Regions from separate parts of the Homo sapiens genome. Here region 1 is linked to region 2. Evidence: chromatin loops called from intact Hi-C (ENCODE). Cell type or tissue: natural killer cell. All regions are shown on one strand. Each heading gives the region's core, and the rest is flanking DNA. Links, peaks and the distances in the headings are about the cores only.

Evidence for each region. Hi-C counts contacts between places; a loop is a spot of excess contacts. Peaks named below come from ENCODE experiments on the same cell type or tissue, not always from the same donor. Only the 100,000 strongest peaks of a DNase experiment are listed, where the experiment ranks them.
Region 1: it touches region 2 in a loop (6-fold over the local background); 52 of 110 quality-filtered maps call a loop at or near these places.

What each region holds. Positions count from the first base shown.
Region 1 is chr17:76,292,827-76,303,612 of GRCh38, forward strand. QRICH2 (glutamine rich 2) reads right to left here. Exons shown (of 19, transcript NM_001388453.1): 4 at 1-1,195. Among named protein-coding and RNA genes, the nearest start is that of QRICH2, 10 kb to the right of the region's middle. In natural killer cell, for the core only: CTCF peaks have their summits at 6,521 (motif pointing left) and 6,722; a DNase peak (open chromatin) is centred at 6,232.
Region 2 is chr17:76,501,712-76,507,986 of GRCh38, forward strand. No RefSeq gene overlaps it. Among named protein-coding and RNA genes, the nearest start is that of RHBDF2, 3.4 kb to the left of the region's middle. RefSeq lists an enhancer at 1-129. In natural killer cell, for the core only: a CTCF peak has its summit at 4,843 (motif pointing left); a DNase peak (open chromatin) is centred at 4,830; H3K27ac peaks cover 556 bases.

The sequences.
Region 1 (10,786 bases), core at 5,523-8,022, 210 kb before region 2:
CAGGTTGGGCCAAACCAGACTGATCCATTCCAGGCCAGACCAAACCACGCTGATCTGCACCAGGTTGGGCCAAACCAGACTGATCCATTCCAGGCCGGACCAAACCACGCTGATCTGCACCAGGTTGGACCAAGCCAGGCTGATATGCACCACGCTGCACCAAAGCACGCTGAAATCTGCCAGACTGGATCAAATCATGCTGCTCTGTGCCAGGTTGTATGAAGCCAGTTGCTTCCAAACTGGGCTGCACAAAACCTTGCTGATCTGCACTAATTGGCATCAAACCAGGTGATACCAAACCATGCTGGTCTGTAAAAGGTAGAACCAGGCCATGTTGATCGACGACAGGCAATGTCAATCCTTGCTGGTCTATACCAGGGGGTACTAGTCCTTGCTGACCCATGCCTGATATTACACATCCACGCTGATCCATGCCAAGTGGTTCCATACTGCGTTGGTCTGTGCCAGGAAATGTCATACCATGCTGATATGCACTGACTGAAACCAGACCATGTTGGTCTGTGCTAGGTAGTTCCAATCCTTGCTGGTCTCTGCCAGGTACTGATGGTGGCAACATACGTTGCTCATCCACGACAAATGGTATCAATTCCCGATCATCCATTTCAGGTGGTGGCACACCAAGCTGACCCATGCTGAGGGGTACCACACCATGTGGGTAAGTGCTAGCAGGCACTAATCCAGGCTGATTCATGCCAGTTGGTTCTAACCCACGACGATCTGGCCTTAGATGGACCTGACTCTGGCTAGCGGGCACACTACTGGGCTGGTCTCTGGCCAAGGGTAAGTCCTGTTGAACTGGACCAGGACGTGCATTTCTTCTTGGTTGTGTCGAGGTAAGCTTCTCTCTACTCCTGTGACGATCTGAGTCTGATTTGAATTGGAATGTAGAAGACTGATGGAGTCGTGGCACGCCAGCTTCATCACGGGCCCTCGGCTGCTGCTGTCTCCCAGTACCAGAGGGGACCTTGCTTTGTTCCCTACTGGAAACCCCATCAGAGGGGTGTGCTGTGCCACCAGATCCTGATGCAGTCCGATCCGGGCCAAGACCACTGGCAGAATCCAGAGCCTGCTCAATACTTGGTTGCTTGGTAGAGTCTCCGCTTAGAGTCCCTTCAGGTGATGTTAAGGAAGTGAACCCTCCGTGCTTAGAAAATCCCATAAGTGTTTCTGAGCCCTGGTTGGAGAGGAAGAAGGAAATCAATAACAGTCAAAATATTCACTATCAGAGTGGGAAGAAAGGAAATCTGGAAGTTCTGACTAGGATGATTTAGGGCCCCTGGAGAAAAAAGCCCTCTGGTCCTAAAAGCTAAGCTTGACATAAAGAAACACACTGATGGGAGGCCGAGGCGGGTGGATTACTTGAGATCAGGAGTTCGAGACCAGCCTGACCAATATGGTGAAACCCTATCTCTACTAAAAATACAAAATTAGCCAGGCGTGGTGGCATGTGTCTGTAATCTCAGCTACTCAGGAAGCTGAGGCAGGAGAATTGCTTGAACCTGGGAGATGGAGGTTGCCGTGAGATTGTGCCATTGTGCTCCAGCCTGGGTGACAAGAGTGAAACTCCATCTCAAAAAAAAGAAAAGGAAAAGAAACACACTGACGTTCTGGGAGGCTAGGTCTCCATATTTTTGAGACTCTGCATATTTGAAAATGGCATGTACAAAAATATGTAATTTTTGTGGCCAGGTGCGGTGGCTTATGCTTATAGTCCCAGCACTTTGGGAGGCCAAGGCGGGTGGATCATTTGAGGTCAGGACTTTGAGACCTGCCTGGCCAACATGGCAAAACCCCATCTCTACTGAAAATACAAAAATTAGCTGGGTGTGATAGTGCATGCCTGTAATCCCAGCTACTCAGGAGACTGAGGCAGGAGAATCGCTTGAACCCGGGAGGTGGAGGTTGCAGTGAGCCGAGATTGCACCATTGCACTCCAGCCTGGGTGACAGAGTGAGACTCCTTCTCAAAAAAAAAAAAAAAAGTGTAATTTTTCTTCATAAAAGATGGGGAAAACTGCAAAATACAAGTGATCTCTCTGGACTTTTGCTTAGCCTTTAAATAAAGGACATAAGTAATTTATTAAGTTTAAAATATAAAGTCTGGGTCTGGCACGGTGGCTCATGCCTGTAATCCCAGCACTTTGGGAGGCCGAGGTGGGCAGATCACAAGGTCAAGAGATTGAGACCATCCTGGCCAACATGATGAAACCCCGTCTCTACTAAAAACAAATAAATAAATAAATAAATAAATAAATAAATAAAATTAGCTGGGTGTGGTGGCACGTGCCTGTCGTCCCAGCTACTTGGGAGGACAAGTCATGAGAATCGCCTGAACCCAGGAGGCAGAGGTTACAGTGAGCTGAGATCGCACCACTGCACTTCAGCCTGGGTGACAGAGCAAGACTCCATCTCAAAAAATAAATAAATAAAATAAAATAAAATATAAAGTTTGCTCCATTGTTGACCCATTGCTGCTGATAAAAGTGTATACTGGAATGCATGTAAACCATATATTTAAAATGTATAGGCTGGGCACAGTGGCTCACGCCTGTCATCCCAGCATTTTGGGAGACCAAGGCAGGTGGATCATTTGAGGTCAGGAGTTCAAGACCAGCTTGGCCAACATGGTGAAACCTGGTCTCTACTAAAAATATAAAATATTAGCCAGGTGTGGTACTGCACACCTGTAATCCCAGCTACTCAGGAGAATCACTTGAACCCAAAAGGCAGAGGATGCAGTGAGCCGAGATCACGCCACTGCACTCCAGCCTGTGCAACAGAGCGAGACACCATCTCAAAAAGAAATAAATAAATAAAATGTAAACATGCAAACCCATGGACCCAGAAACTCCATAGACAGGAATTTTCTCTATGAATCCTCACCAAAGGATGCCAAGCTATACATACAATGATGGGGTCTGCAGCATCTTGATAAAATAGATCATCAATAAGGGACTGAGATATTTCTGGTCACCAATACAGTAGATGCTATGAATCCATGAAAAAGAAGAATGAACCACTGCCATTTCCAGCCAAGATGAAGTTAACAGGGGCTGGATTTACCCTCCTGTCTGTGACAAGAAAAAACAAAACTGAGGCTGGGCGCAGTGGCTCACGCCTGTAATCCCAGCACTTTGGGAGTCCGATGTGGGTGGATCATGAGGTCAGGAGTTCAAGACCAGCCTGACCAACATGGTGAAACCCCGTCTCTACTAAAAATACAAAAACTAGCTGGGTGTGGTGGCACATGCCTGTAATCCCAGCTACTTAGGAGGCTGAGGCAGGAGAATTGCTTGAACCCAGAAGTCGGAGGTTGCAGTGAGCCGAGATAGCACCATTGCACTCCAGCCTGGGAGACAGAGTGAGACTCTATCTCAAAAAAACAAACAAACCCAACAACAGCTATGAAACGGTGGTTTCCTACATACTGGATATCAAGTTATGAAGGACAATAATCCCCAAGCGGTGGAGAAAGGAAAACTGGGAAGCCTGTATCACCCTGGCTTGCTGCCTTGCTGGAGTTTCCAGACTGCAGTGCAGGGAGGGGGAATTGAGGTGGAGTCTGGCAGACTCTCTGAGTTGAGGAGACAGAAGTGAGCATTCAGGGAGATTCAGGCAACTGAAGGTCACAGGATAGAGTATCAGAAAGAAGGGAGTTATCCAGGCGTGGTGGCTCATGCCTGTAATCCCAGAACTTTCAGTGGGTGGATTACCCGAGGTTAGCAGTTTGAGACCAGCCTGGCCAACAAGGCGAAACCCCATCTCTACTAAAAATACAAAAGTTAGCCAGGCACAGTGGCACATGCTTGTAGTCGCAGCTACTTGGGAGGCTGAGGCAGGAGAATCACTTGAACCCAGGAGGCGGAGGTTGCAGTGAGCTGAGATCACACCACTGCACTCCGGCCTGGGCAACAGAGCATGGCTCTGTCTCAAAAAAAAAAAAAAAAAAAAATAACCAGAAAGAAGGGAGATGACAGAAAGCCCACTCCCACTCCAGAGGTCTGTGGAGGATCCCCTCCGAGTGATGAGCACGCATTTGATGAGTACATGCATGTGGGGAGACGTCCCAAGATTGGGGAAAGAACCACCTGCAGGGCTTGAAGAAGCAGTGCCCTGCCTGCCATGGGGCTGGAAATGGTGCCTGTTCTTATCAACCAGTTTGGAAAAACTCATCATTCAAGTAGCACAGAGCAGAGTGTACTCAGAAAAGTGTTGCCTCAGAAATGGAGAATAATCAGCCCTAGACTGAACACACCTATGGACCCACCTAACAAATCATAAAATCATAAAAGCAAGGCCTGAAGCAATCAAACTGTTTTTAAGTAGCTGTGTCCTGGGGGAAACAGGCTCAATAAAATGTATAAGAATACAAAAATATGGCCGGGTGTGGTGTCCCACACCGGTAATCCCAACACTTTGGGAGGCCAACGCGGGAGGATCACCTGAGTGCAGGAGTTCGGAACCAGCCTGGCCAACATGGTGAAACCCCGTCTCTACTAAAAATACAAAAATTAGCCAGGCATGGTGGCACACACCTGTAATCCCAGCTACTCAGGAGGCTGAGGCAGGAGAATCGCTTGAACCCAGGAGGCGGAGATTGCAGTGAGCAGAGATTGTGCCACTGCACTCCGGCCTGGGCGACACAGCAAGACTCCATCTCAAAAGAAAAAAAAAATACAAAAATATGTACCATCCAATGCAGGAAAAGTCACAATGGCTGGCACCTGATCAAAGATTGCCAGGCATACAAAGAGGCAGGAAGACATGACCCATAATGAGGAGATAACTCAACCAACTGAGACCAACTCAACACTGGCATATGTGTTAGAATTAGCAGAGATGGATATTAAAACAGTTATTATGGCTACACACACACAAGCACACACTTTAGAGACAGGGTCTCACTCTGTCACTCAGTCTGGAGTGCAGTGGCATGATCACAGCTCACTGCAACCTTTAACTCCTGGGCTCAAGCAATCTTCCCCCTTCAGCCTCCCAAGTAGCTAGGACTACTTAGGAATCTGTTTTTTTTTTTTTTTTTTTTTTTTTTGAGACAGAGTCTTGCTGTGTCACCCAGGCTGGAGTGCAGTGGCACAATCTCAGCTCACTGAAACCTCCGCCTCCAAGTTTCCAGTGCCTCAGCCTCCTGAGTAGATGGGATCACAGGCACGCACCACCATGCCCGGCTAATTTTTTGAATTTTTCAGTAAAGATGGGGTTTCACCATGTAGGCCAGGCTGGTCTTGAACTCCTGACTTCAGGTGATCCATCCACCTCAGCCTCCCAAAGTGCTGGGATTACAGGCATGAGCCACGCTGCCTGGCTTTCTGGCTAATTTTTTTTTTTTTTTTTTTTGAGACGGAGTCTCACTCTGTCACCCAGGCTGGAGTGCAGTGGTGCAATGTCGGCTCACTGCAAGCTCCACCTCCCGGCGCCATTCTCCTGCCTCAGCCTCCCGAGTAGCTGGGACTACAGGCGCCCACCACCACGCCCGGATAATTTTTTTGTATTTTTAGTAGAGACGGGGTTTCACCGTGTTAGCCAGGATGGTCTTGATCTCCTGACCTGGTGATCCGCCCGCCTCAGCCTCCCAAAGTGCTGGGATTACAGGCATGAGCCACTGCCCCCGGCCACGTGACCTTTTAAAAACTTTTTGTAGAGACGGGGTCTTAATATGTTGCCTAGGCTGGTCTCAAACTCCTGGCCTCAAGCACTTCTCCCGCCTTGACTTTAAGTACTGGAATTAAAGGCGTGAGCAACCATGTCTGACCTCTTTGTCTTTTTTTTAAGACAGAGTCTCGCTCTGTCGCCCAGGCTGGAGTTCAGTGGCGCGATCTCGGCTCACTGCAACCTCTGCCTCCCGGGTTCAAGCGATTCTCCTGCCTCGGCCTCCCGAGTAGCTGGGATTACAGGCGCATGCCACCACGCCCGGCTAATTTTTATATTTTTAGTAGAGATGGGGCTTCACCATATTGGTCAGGCTGGTCTCAAATTCCCGACCTCAAGTGATCCGTCTGCCTCGGCTTCCCAAAGTGCTGGAATTATAGGTGTGAGCCACAGCGCCCGGCCCTGAGTGTAGTTTTTATTTGCTTTTGTAGCTTTTCAAACTTTCTTTACAGTCTGTCCTGAAATGCAGGGATCTTTCCTTATTAGTGGGCCATGGTGACAGACCCTGGAAATAAAACTTCTGTAGGGGGCCCTCTGCTGATGGCAACTTTTGCACACAGGCATGCATCTGTCTGTCTTGAGACAGTGTACAGATGACCAAATTGTTTTCCGATCGCCAACCTACCTTCACCTGAATAAAATCAAGCTGAATATGTTCAAATGGCCCTCAAAGATGAGGCTTAACTTCCCTTTTGGTCTTGACATCCCTCCCGCTGGCTTTGGGCTAGTGGGTTATCAAAACAAGCAAGCCAACTTTGAGGGCCATTTGAAAATGTAGACGGAAGCAGGGTGAAGAGTAAAGCTTTTGGCGCCACCAAGTGGCCATCTTGGGGAGCGCCAAATATCTGGGTACAAAAGACAACCTGGGATCTCCAGGACCATTTTCTGATTTCAGGGCTCATTCTCAGAGGAAAGCGGCATCAGAAAGATGTTGCAAGAGGGGCCGGGCGCGGTGGCTCCAGCCTGTAATCCTAGCACTTTGGGAAGCCGAGGCGGGCGGATCACCTGAGGTCAGAAGTTCGAGCCCAGCCTGGACAACATGGTGAAACCCTGTCCCTAGTAAAAATACAAAAATTAGCTGGGCGTGATGGTGGGCGCCTGTAATCTCAGCTACTCGGGAGACTGAGGCAGGAGAATCATTTGAACCCAGGAGGTGAACGTTGCAGTGAGCCAAGATTGCGCCACTGCACTCCAGCATGGGCGACAAAGCAAGACTGTCTCAAAAAACAAAACTAAACGATATTGCAAGAGGACCCTGAACACAAAAGGAATGGACTAGAAAAAAGTGGCCTCCACTTTCACTTTTTTAAAGCCAAACCTTTTTTTTTTTTGAGACGGAGTTTCGCTCTTGTTGCCCAGGCTGGAGTGCAGTGATGCGATCTCGGCTCACTGCAACCTCCGCCTTCCGGTGGTTTCAAGCGAGTCTCCTGCCTCAGCCTCCCGAATAGCTGGGACTACAGGCACACACCACCACGCCCAGCTAACTTTTTGTATTTTTAGTAGAGACGGGGTTTCACCATGTTGGTCAGGATGGTCTCGATCTCTTGACCTTGTGATCTGCCTGCCTCGGCCTCCCAAAGTGCTGGAATTACAGGCGTGAGCCACCGCACCTGGCCAAGCCAAATCTTTTTTGCACATGCCACTATCGTACTGTTTTTACCGAGCAGTACATCTTCTCAGGGTGATGGCGGCAGACACCATGAGACTTACACATAAGCATAGACACCTTTAAACATTTTTACTTCTCCAGAGGTAAGAAAGCATGTGCGTTTGATTACTGCTCATAATTATGAACAACTCCAAAAGCAAATAAAGATAAATATAAATATTAAAAGATTGTTGAGAAGCAAGAGAACAAGCTCTGGTAATGGCCACTTCAGCCCTCGCACAGACCAGGATGAAAGCAGTGGGGGAGTGCCACTAGCCCCAGGTAAGCACATACAACACACCTGAGACAAATATGACCTGAGACCAATTTGACCTGCCTGCATGGTTGGTAGAGTCCTTTAGCATAAACGTAAAATAAAGATTTTGAAACTGGGTGTTAACCTCCATTATGGGTTTTGGCAGACAGTGGTGACTTTATGGAAATTGTGCGGTGTGCCTGCATCATGAGTAGAGGGCCAGGATTGAGACTGGGTGCAGTGGCTCAATCCCAGCACTATGGGAGGCCAAGGCTGGCAGACTGCTCGAGGCCAGGAGTTTGAGACCAGCCTGGGCAACATGGCAAAAACCTTTCTACAAAATACAAAATATGACCAGGCATGGTGGCTCACGCCTGTAATCCCAGCACTTTGGGAGGCCAAGGCAGGCAGATCACCCGAGGTCAGGAGTTTAAGACCAGCCTGGCCAACACGGTGAAACCCCATCTTTACTAAAAATACAAAAAAATTAGCCGGGCGTGGTGGTGGGCACCTGTAATCCCAGCTACTCGGGAGGCTGAGGCAGGAGAATCACTTGAGCTCGGGAGGTGGAGGTTGCAGTGAGCCAAGATCATGCCACTGCACTCCAGCCTGGGCAACAGAGCAAGACTCTGTCTCAAAAATGCAAAATATTAGTCAGGTGTGGTGGCATGCACCTGTAGTCCCAGGTACTCAGGAGGCTGAGGTGAGAGGATCACTTGAGTCCAGGAGGTCGAGGTTGCAGTAAGCCCTTATGGTACCACTGCACTCCAGCCTGGGCAGCAGAGCAAGACTGTCTCAAAAATATTTTTTCTTTAACATGCCCTAACATTACAACAAATGAGCCAAAATCTTGAACAAAATATATGATAGGCCAGGGCGGTAGCTCATGCCTGTAATCCCAGCCCTTTGGGAGGCCGAGGCGGGTGGATCACTTGAGCTCTGGAGTTTGAGACCAGCCTGGGCAACATGACAACACCTTGTCTCTACTAAAAATACAAAAATTAGCTAGGTATGGTGGTACGCACCTGTGGTCCCAACTACCGGGGAGGCTGAGGCAGGAGGATTGCTTGAGCCCCAGAGGGGAAGGTTGCAGTGAGCCGAGATCACACCACTGCACTCCAGCCTGGGTGACGACAGAGACTCTGTCTCAAAAAAAATGAAGAAGTCCATTTGGGACTCAAAATACATTCACTGATTCTAAGATGGACATCCTGCCCCGACACCCACACATACATTTTAACATCTCTGAAATCAGGATGTATCTTAGAGTTGGTGGTGTTTTATAATTTTTTTTTTTTTTTTTGAGACAGGGTCTCACTCTGTCACCCAGGTTGGACTGCAGTGGTGCAATCTCGGCTCACTGCAACCTCTGCCTCCCAGGTTCTATAGATTCTCCTGCTTCAGCCTCCCAAGTAGCTGGGATTACAGGCTCCTGCCACCACACCTGGCTAATTTTGTGTGTGTGTGTGTGTGTGTGTGTGTGTGTGTGTGTGTGTGTGTGAGACAGAGTCTCACTCTGTCAGCTAGGCTGGAGTGCAGTGGCACGATCTTAGCTCACTGCAACTTCGTTTCCCGGGTTCAAATGATTTTCCTGCCTCAGCCTCCCAAGTGCTTGGGATTACAGGCATGTGCCACCACACCCGGCTAATTTTTGTATTTTTAGTAGAGATGGCGTTTCACCATGTTGGCCAGGCTGGTCTCCAACTCCTGACCTCAGGTGATCCCCCACCTCAGCCTCCCAAAGTGCTGGGATTCCAGCTGTGAGCCACCGCGCCGGCCGGCACTCATTATTTATAATTCCTGTCATCCTCAGAAATGACAGGAGTCTCATCTGATGCCCTTAATGAAAACTGTACCGACCTTTCTAGGACCCCGTTTCCCCCCCACCCCACCCCCACCTCTGTAGCTGTCATGTCCATTTGTCTAGGACTTCAAGGTGTTTGTTCTGAAAAACCATTATTTTGGTTTTAGTCACTATGGTGTGCTGAATATAAACTCCCAAAGATATCCATGTCCCCATCCCCTGAACCTGGGAGCATTACCTTACGTGGTAAAAGGGACTTTGCAGGTACAATTAAGGATCTTGAGACGGAGGGAGTATCCCGGATTATCCGGGTGGATGCAGTGATGAAGTCACAAAGGTCTTTACAAGAAGGAGGCTGAAGCTGATATGGCCAGAACCAGGGGCTGCCAGCCACACTTAGAGGCTGAAAATGACCAGGAAATGGATTCTCCCCCCAGAGCTGCCAGAGGAAACCAGCCCTGCCAACACCTTGACTTCTGCCCAGTGAAACTGGTACTGGCCTTGTGTCCTCCCGAACTGTAAGATAACAGATCTGTGTGGTTTTAAGCCACACAGATCGGTCTCTGGTCATTTGTTGGAACAGCCACAAGAAGCGCATACTGTCCCCTTTTTCCTCCCGAGGCACTGCATGACTGACTGGTTAGTCTTTCCAGTTTACCTACTTTTGTTTTTTTTTTTGAGATGGAGTTCTTGCTCTTGTGGCCCAGGCTAGAGTGCAGTGGTGAGATCTCAGCTCACTGCAACCTCCGCCTCCCGAGTTCAAGCGATTCTTCTGCCTCAGTCTCCTGAGTAACTGCGATTACAGGTGTGCACCACCACACCCACCTAATTTTTGTATTTTTGGTAGGGACAGGGTTTCATCATGTTGTCCAGGCTGGGCTCGAACTCCTGAACGCAAGTGATCCGCCCCCCTCGACTTCTCAAAGTGCTGGGATTACAGGCTGGAGCCACCGCGCCCGGCCCCTCTTGCAACATCTTTCTGATGCCGCTTTCCTCTGAGAATGAGCCCTGAAATCAGAAAATGGTCCTGGAGATCCCAGGTTGTTTTTTGTACCCAGATATTTGGCGCTCCCCAAGATGGCCACTTGGTGGCGCCAAAAGCTTTACTCTTCACCCTGCTTCCGTCTACATTTTCAAATGGCCCTCAAAGTTGGCTTGCTTGTTTTGATAACCCACTAGCCCAAAGCCAGCGGGAGGGATGTCAAGACCAAAAGGGAAGTTAAGCCTCATCTTTGAGGGCCATTTGAATATATCCAGCTTGATTTTAATCAGATGAAAGTAGGTCGGGGATCGGAAAACAATTTGGTCATCTGTACACTGTCTCAAGACAGACAGATGCATGCCTGTGTGCAAAAGTCGCCACCAGCGGCCGGGCGCGGTGGCTCACGCCT
Region 2 (6,275 bases), core at 3,776-6,275:
TCAAGTCGCCCCTCCCCATCAAGAAAAAGCACCCAATCTCCCATCCCCTTCTTCCAGCGCCCTCATCCTCAGGCCAAGTGGGCCTGTTCCCTTGACCCTTTTAGTCTGTAGTCACACTCTCTCCGGGAAGCTGGGCCTGAACACCTCCTCTCCCTCCTGGACCCTGAGGCCTCTCTCCTAGCTCTGCTGTGCCCTTGGGTTGGGAACAGGCACTCCGTGGAGGTCCTATCTGCATTTGCCCTGCAGCTAAGGCCAACATTTGTGACTCCTGCCAACCCCCTACACACCCCGTAGAAGCATTGACAGAACCCACCCAGCTCTGGCCCTTCCAGCTGCCATGCGGGCCAGAGCCAGACTGGAGATTGGGGACGCTGGCGACACCTGGCCCCTTGGCTTGGGTCTGTCTGCCCAGGTGGTTCCTTCTCTCTTCCCTGGACTCCAAGGGCCTGCCTCTTGGGACTAGACAAACAAAACCTTGGCCAGGGCAGCTAGGACCGAACTCCAAGGTCTGGATGCCCCGTTCTCAGCCCCAGCGCTTATCATCTCGCCGTCCCTCTCCAGGAGGCCTGGCTAGGCCAGGAGGAGCAGAGTTTGAAGAGACTCAGGCTTGGAGGGGTGGGGGTGGGGTTGTCAGGGCCAAGGCAAAACCTCTGGCCCTTAGAGAGCTCCTGAGCCACCCTGCCCCCCAACCCAAGGACTCTGGTGTTTATTGCTGACCTGGGTGGAGGTGGGGAGCACCTGGCTGCTGGAGATTATCCTGAGAGATGCATCTCTCCTCCCCAGCTCTGGGGCCATGAGGAGGGCACAGGCTGGAAGGAGGGGGAGTGGGCCAAAGCTGGGGTGGGGGTTGCTCCTAGTAACAAATGTAAGGGACCATTTATTGTGCAACCAGCACATCCTGGGGTTATGTGCAGAGAGGAACAAAACCAGGGCCTGCCCACGAAGTGCCAGCATTCTACAGGGAGACGTTGGAACTCAATACTGTAACAGGAAGGGTGAGAGCAGCTAGCCATTCCAAAGTGCTTTAGTCTGTATAATCCGCAGTACAGGTCTATGAAGTGGGTACCATTATGATCATCCCCATTTTAGGGATGAGAAAACTGAGGCAGAGGGAGATGTGAGGGGAGCAGCTGGGGTTTAAACTCGGTCATGATCTGACTTTAGACTCTAACAAACACTGCTGCAAATGCCTGAGCTGGGTTCTCTCTCCTGGAGCTCTACTGGAAGCTCTGCAGGAGTCCCCAGGAGGGGAGGGATTCATGGTGGTGCTTAAGCTGGTGTCAGGGATTTGTCCCATGCAAACATGGCGTGCTGCCCGGCCACATAGGTGCAGGGAGGCTGATTACAGCCTTGGCTGCAGCAACACGCACCTGTGAGGCCAGAGAGGGAAGAATGTTAAATAGGCCAGGGGTATAACTTGTGATAATGTCACACAGCTGTTAAAAGCAACGAGGCAGCTATCCATGTACTGAGAAAGGAATTATCTCCAACTTATAGTAAGTTAAAAAAAAAAAAGCAAGCTGCATGTTTAGTATAATCCTATTTACCTAAATTTAAATAGAACAGACATATATATGTTGGTAGATCCATACAAACTTTCTGGAAGGATATCTGTGGAGTAACCCTGCAGGGGTTTAGGGGGAGAGAGTCACTTGCTTTTCATTTTGTATCATGTGCATATATTACTTACATAACTTAAAGAGAAACACTGTCTAAACTCTTTGTTTTTGTTTTGAGACAAGGTTTTGGTGTCACCCAGGCTGGAGTACAGTATACTCATGGCTTATTGCAGCCTCGACCTCTGGGGCTCAAGTGATCCTCCCACTTCAGCCTCCTGAGTAGCTGGGACTATAGGTGCACGCCATCCTTTCTGGCTAACTAAATTTTTTTTTTGTAGAGATGGTGGTGGGCGGTGGGGGGGGGCCTCACTACGTCGCTCAGGCTGGCCTCAAACTCCTGGATTCAAGTGATCCTGCTTTGGCCTCCAAAATCGGTGGGATTACACTTTACATATTTTACTTTTATAACTTAAAGAAAAACACTGTTGGCCGGGCGCAGTGGCTCACTCCTGTAATACCAGCATTTTGGGAGGCCGAGGCGGGCAGATCACCTGAGGTCGGGAGTTCGAGACCAGCCTGGCCAACATGGAGAAACCCCATCTCTACTAAAAATACAAAATTAGCCAGGCGTGGTGGCACATGCCTGTAATCCCAGCTACTCGGGAGGCTGAGGCAGGAGAATCGCTTGAACCCGGGAGGCAGAGGTTGCAGTGAGCTGAGATTGCACCATTGCACTCCAGCCTAAGCAATAAGAGGGAAACTCTGTCTCAAAAAAAAAAAAAAAAAAAAAAGGAAAAGAAAAAGAAAGAATAAGTGAAAAACACCGTCTAAGCTTTTTTATTTTTATGGACCTACAGGTGTAGGGAAGATCTTCACAGATTGGGATAAGGAAAGGGATTTCTAGTGGGAAGAACAAGAACGAAGACACAGCCGGGAAACTGGCTGTGGTGGGGAAGCTTCTGGTGCTATGGCTTGGCTACATCGCAGGCTGTGTGAGGAGGAGGACAGGAGAAGCCTGGGGAGGCAGCGGGGGCTCAGGGTGGAGGCTGCTGTGTGTCTGGATAAGGGTTTTTACTTTCTTCTGTAAGCAAGGGGGAGCCCATGAGGCATTCTTCAACTAGGAAATTGCACCCTCATATTTTCTGCTTGTGTCCCCTCCTTTAAAACATGCTTTCACAGACACTATTTCATTTATTATTATTATTTATTTATTTTTGAACCGCAGTCTCGCTCTGTCGCCAGGCTGGAGTGCAGTGGCGCAATCTCCACTCACTGCAACCTCGGCCTTCTGGGTTCAAGTGATTCTCGTGTCTCAGTTTCCCGAGCAGCTGGGATTACAGGCATGCGCCACCACATCCAACTAATTTTTTTTTTTTGAGACAGAGTTTCTCTCTTGTTGCCCAGGCTGGAGTGCAATGGCGCAATCTCGGCTCACCACAACCTCCACCTCTCGGGTTCAAGCGATTCTCCTGCCTCAGCCTCCCAAGTAGCTGGGATTACAGGCATGCACCACCACACCTGGCTAATTTTGTATATTTTTAGTAGAGATGGGGTTTCTCCATGTTGGTCAGGCTGGTCTCGAACTCCCAACCTCAGGTGATCCTCCTGCCTCTGTCTCCCAAAGTGCTGGGATTACAAGTATGAGCCACTGTGCCTGGCCTTTTTTTTTGTATTTTTAGTAGAGATGGGGTTTCACCATATTGGCCAGGATGGTCTCGATCTCCTGACCTCGTGATCTGCCCACTTCAGCCTCCCAAAGCACTGGGATTACAGGTGTGAGCCACTGTGCCCGGCCTATTATTATTTTTTGAGGCCGTTATCTTGCTCTGTCATCCAGGCTGGAGTGCAGTGGTACAATGGGAATCACTGTAGCCTCAACCTCCTGGGCTCAAGTGATCCTCCCACCTCAACCTCCTGAGTAGCTGGGACTACAGGCCACCACACTCAGCTAATTTTGCTTTATTGTTTGTAGAGATGGAGGTCTCACTATGTTGCCCAGGCTGGTCTTGAACTCCTGGACTCAAGCGATCTTCCCGCCTCGGCCTCCCACAGTGCTGGGTTTACAGGCATGAGCCACTGCGCCCAGCCTATTTTATTTTTTAAATCTTGACAACAATTCTGCAGATAGGCAGGTCAGGCTTTACAGATGAGGACACTGAGGCTGCTGTGGAATTAAGACCAGCGACAGAGTTTGACATTGAGAAGCGTTGGTCCTCAGTGAGTACTGCCTTAGAGGAAGGCAGGAGAACATGCCCCAGAGAGGGACCCACCCTGGGAACTGCACACCCTGAGACCCCCTCAAGACTCACTTTGTGATCCTCGGAAGAAAAGGGCAGAGGGTCTTGAAGCCATTAGTTAGCAAACTCAGAAAAGCTCCGACAACACACCTTTGAAGGACGCCCTGGTATTTGTCCACGGGAGTAAAATATTAGGGGTCTATGTTTAGCTTTTTTCATTTTTAGAACGTGAGCGGCCGGGTGTGGTGGCTCACACCTGTAATCCCAGCACTTTCGGAGGCCAAGCCGGTGGTGGATCACTTGAGGTCAGGAATTCGAGACCCACCTGGACAACATGATGGAACCCCCATCTCTACTAAAAATACAAAAATTAGCCAGGCATGATCGCACATGCCTGTAATCCCAGCTACTTGGGAGGCTGAGGCAGGAGAATCGCTTGAACCTGGGAGGTGGAGGCTGCAGTGAGCTGAGATCGCGCCTCTGCACTCCACCCTGGGCGACAGAGTGAGACTCCATCTCAAAAAAAAAAAAAAAAAAAAAAAAAGGAACAGTGAATCTTTTGAATGAGAGGATGCTGGATGCTGACTTCCTTGTCAAGGTTCAGAGAAGTGTAGGACTGTGCCCAAGAACGCACAGGTGGTGAGAGAGAGCAGGGCTGGGTGCTGGGCCCCACACCCATACTCTTTCCAGCCATTCCGGTGGACCATTCCCATCTTTTGGAAGGGCCATTCTGGCTGTGCTCAGGACAGATGGGTTTGGGCAAAGGTGGGGAGGCCAGGTGAGAGGGAGCAGGGGAGTGGCTGGGGGAGCAGAGTAGAGGGAGGGATGAGAAGGGCATCCCCTCTCTTCGGAATTTAGCTGACACAAGCCCCCAGACTTCCTCTCCATATATGCTCTGGATTTACCTCCCCTTACCCCCAGGCCTCCAGCAGGGAGAGTCGGCAGCGGGAGTGGGCCCAGGTGGGAGCCCCAGAGAAAGGAACCACAGGATCTTGCCCGCCTGGCCGCAGAGATTGATGATGCGGGATCGCCATCTGGTGGCGAGAAGAGGTACCGCGCCAAGGAATCCACGTGGTCAGGGGAACCCGGGGAAGCCGCAGTCTTAGTGCTCCCCGCCACCTGCTTTCTCACCAGATACCCTGGCAGTCCAGCCTGAAGGTTAAGGGCACAGAGGCACAGGCTCGCTCTCAACAGGACTCGTCAGTGGTTAGCAAGATGCCAAAGCCTCTGTAACGCCTCTCCTTGCCACCCTGCCTGCCTTTACGACATGCCGGGGAGGGCACCAGTGAGTGACCTCTCTCCAAGGGTTCATGGGCCACCAGACCCTTAGGCACCTTGGGAGCTGCCTGCCACCAGGGGAGAAGCCAGGGTGCCTGGCATTCCTGGGTGCTGGGGAGGAGGCGGATGTGGTCAGACTCCTTAGGCCCAGAGATACTTTTCAGCTATCTCCTCCTGGTGCTATTCCTTCCCCCATGGTGCCCTTGAAATCCATCTCCACCTCCCTCCCAGCAGGCTGCTCCTCACCAGTGTTCTCACCCCACTGTCAGCCCTCCACTGGGTCATCCTAGTCTCAGCCAGGGCTCGGTCATTCCCATTAGCCCTTGGGAATGGACTTTGAAAGCTATTCCAGAGCCCCTGTCACCTGCTCAGCCCAGCTGTGCTCATTTTTCAGGCGCCCATCACTGCTGTATCTTCCCTCCCCAACCTTGGAGGCCTCAGTCACCCTGGGAGGAGAGTGAGGCCCGGGGGAAGGGCGCTGGCCTCGGGGGCATGCAAATGTTCAGGTACACCCAGCTCATCACTAATTAGCTTGTGAGATTAAGCAAGTTACTTAACTTTGGAATACTGAGGCCACCCTAGAAAGACATGCCATCCAGAAGCCATAAACCAGAAGATTGACAGATTGACATAAATGCCACCAATTTCCGTGCCACAAAAGGCACTGTAGACAAAGTTAAAAGCCAAACAGCTGGGCAAGGTGGCCCACATCTATAATCCCAGCATTTTGGGAGGCTGAGGCGGGAGGATCACTTGAGTCCAGGAGTTTGAGCTCAGCCTGGGCAACGTGGCCAGATGCCATCTCTACAAAAAAATAAAACCCGTCTAATTTTTATATTTTTGTAGAGATGGGGTTTTGCTATGTTGCCCAGGCTGGTCTTGAACTATTAGGCTCAAGTGATCCATCTGCCTTGGCCTCCCAAAGTGCTGGGATTACAGGTGTGAGCCACTGCGTCTGACAGTTTTAACTTCTTGATCATAGGTCCTCTCTGCCCCTGCTCCACAGCAACCAGCTACAGTCCTACCAGCCCATCCACACATCTCCTTCCGTTTCTTCCGCTGCCCTGGTTGCTTCAGGCGTAAGCCCGGGGTGGCCTCCATGCCTTCCCTAGTCCACCCTGCACAGGCTGCCAGCTCTGTGGCCACCACTGCTCCTGTTCCAGGATCTCCAGTGGCTCTAGGTCACCTCCCAAAGACAGTC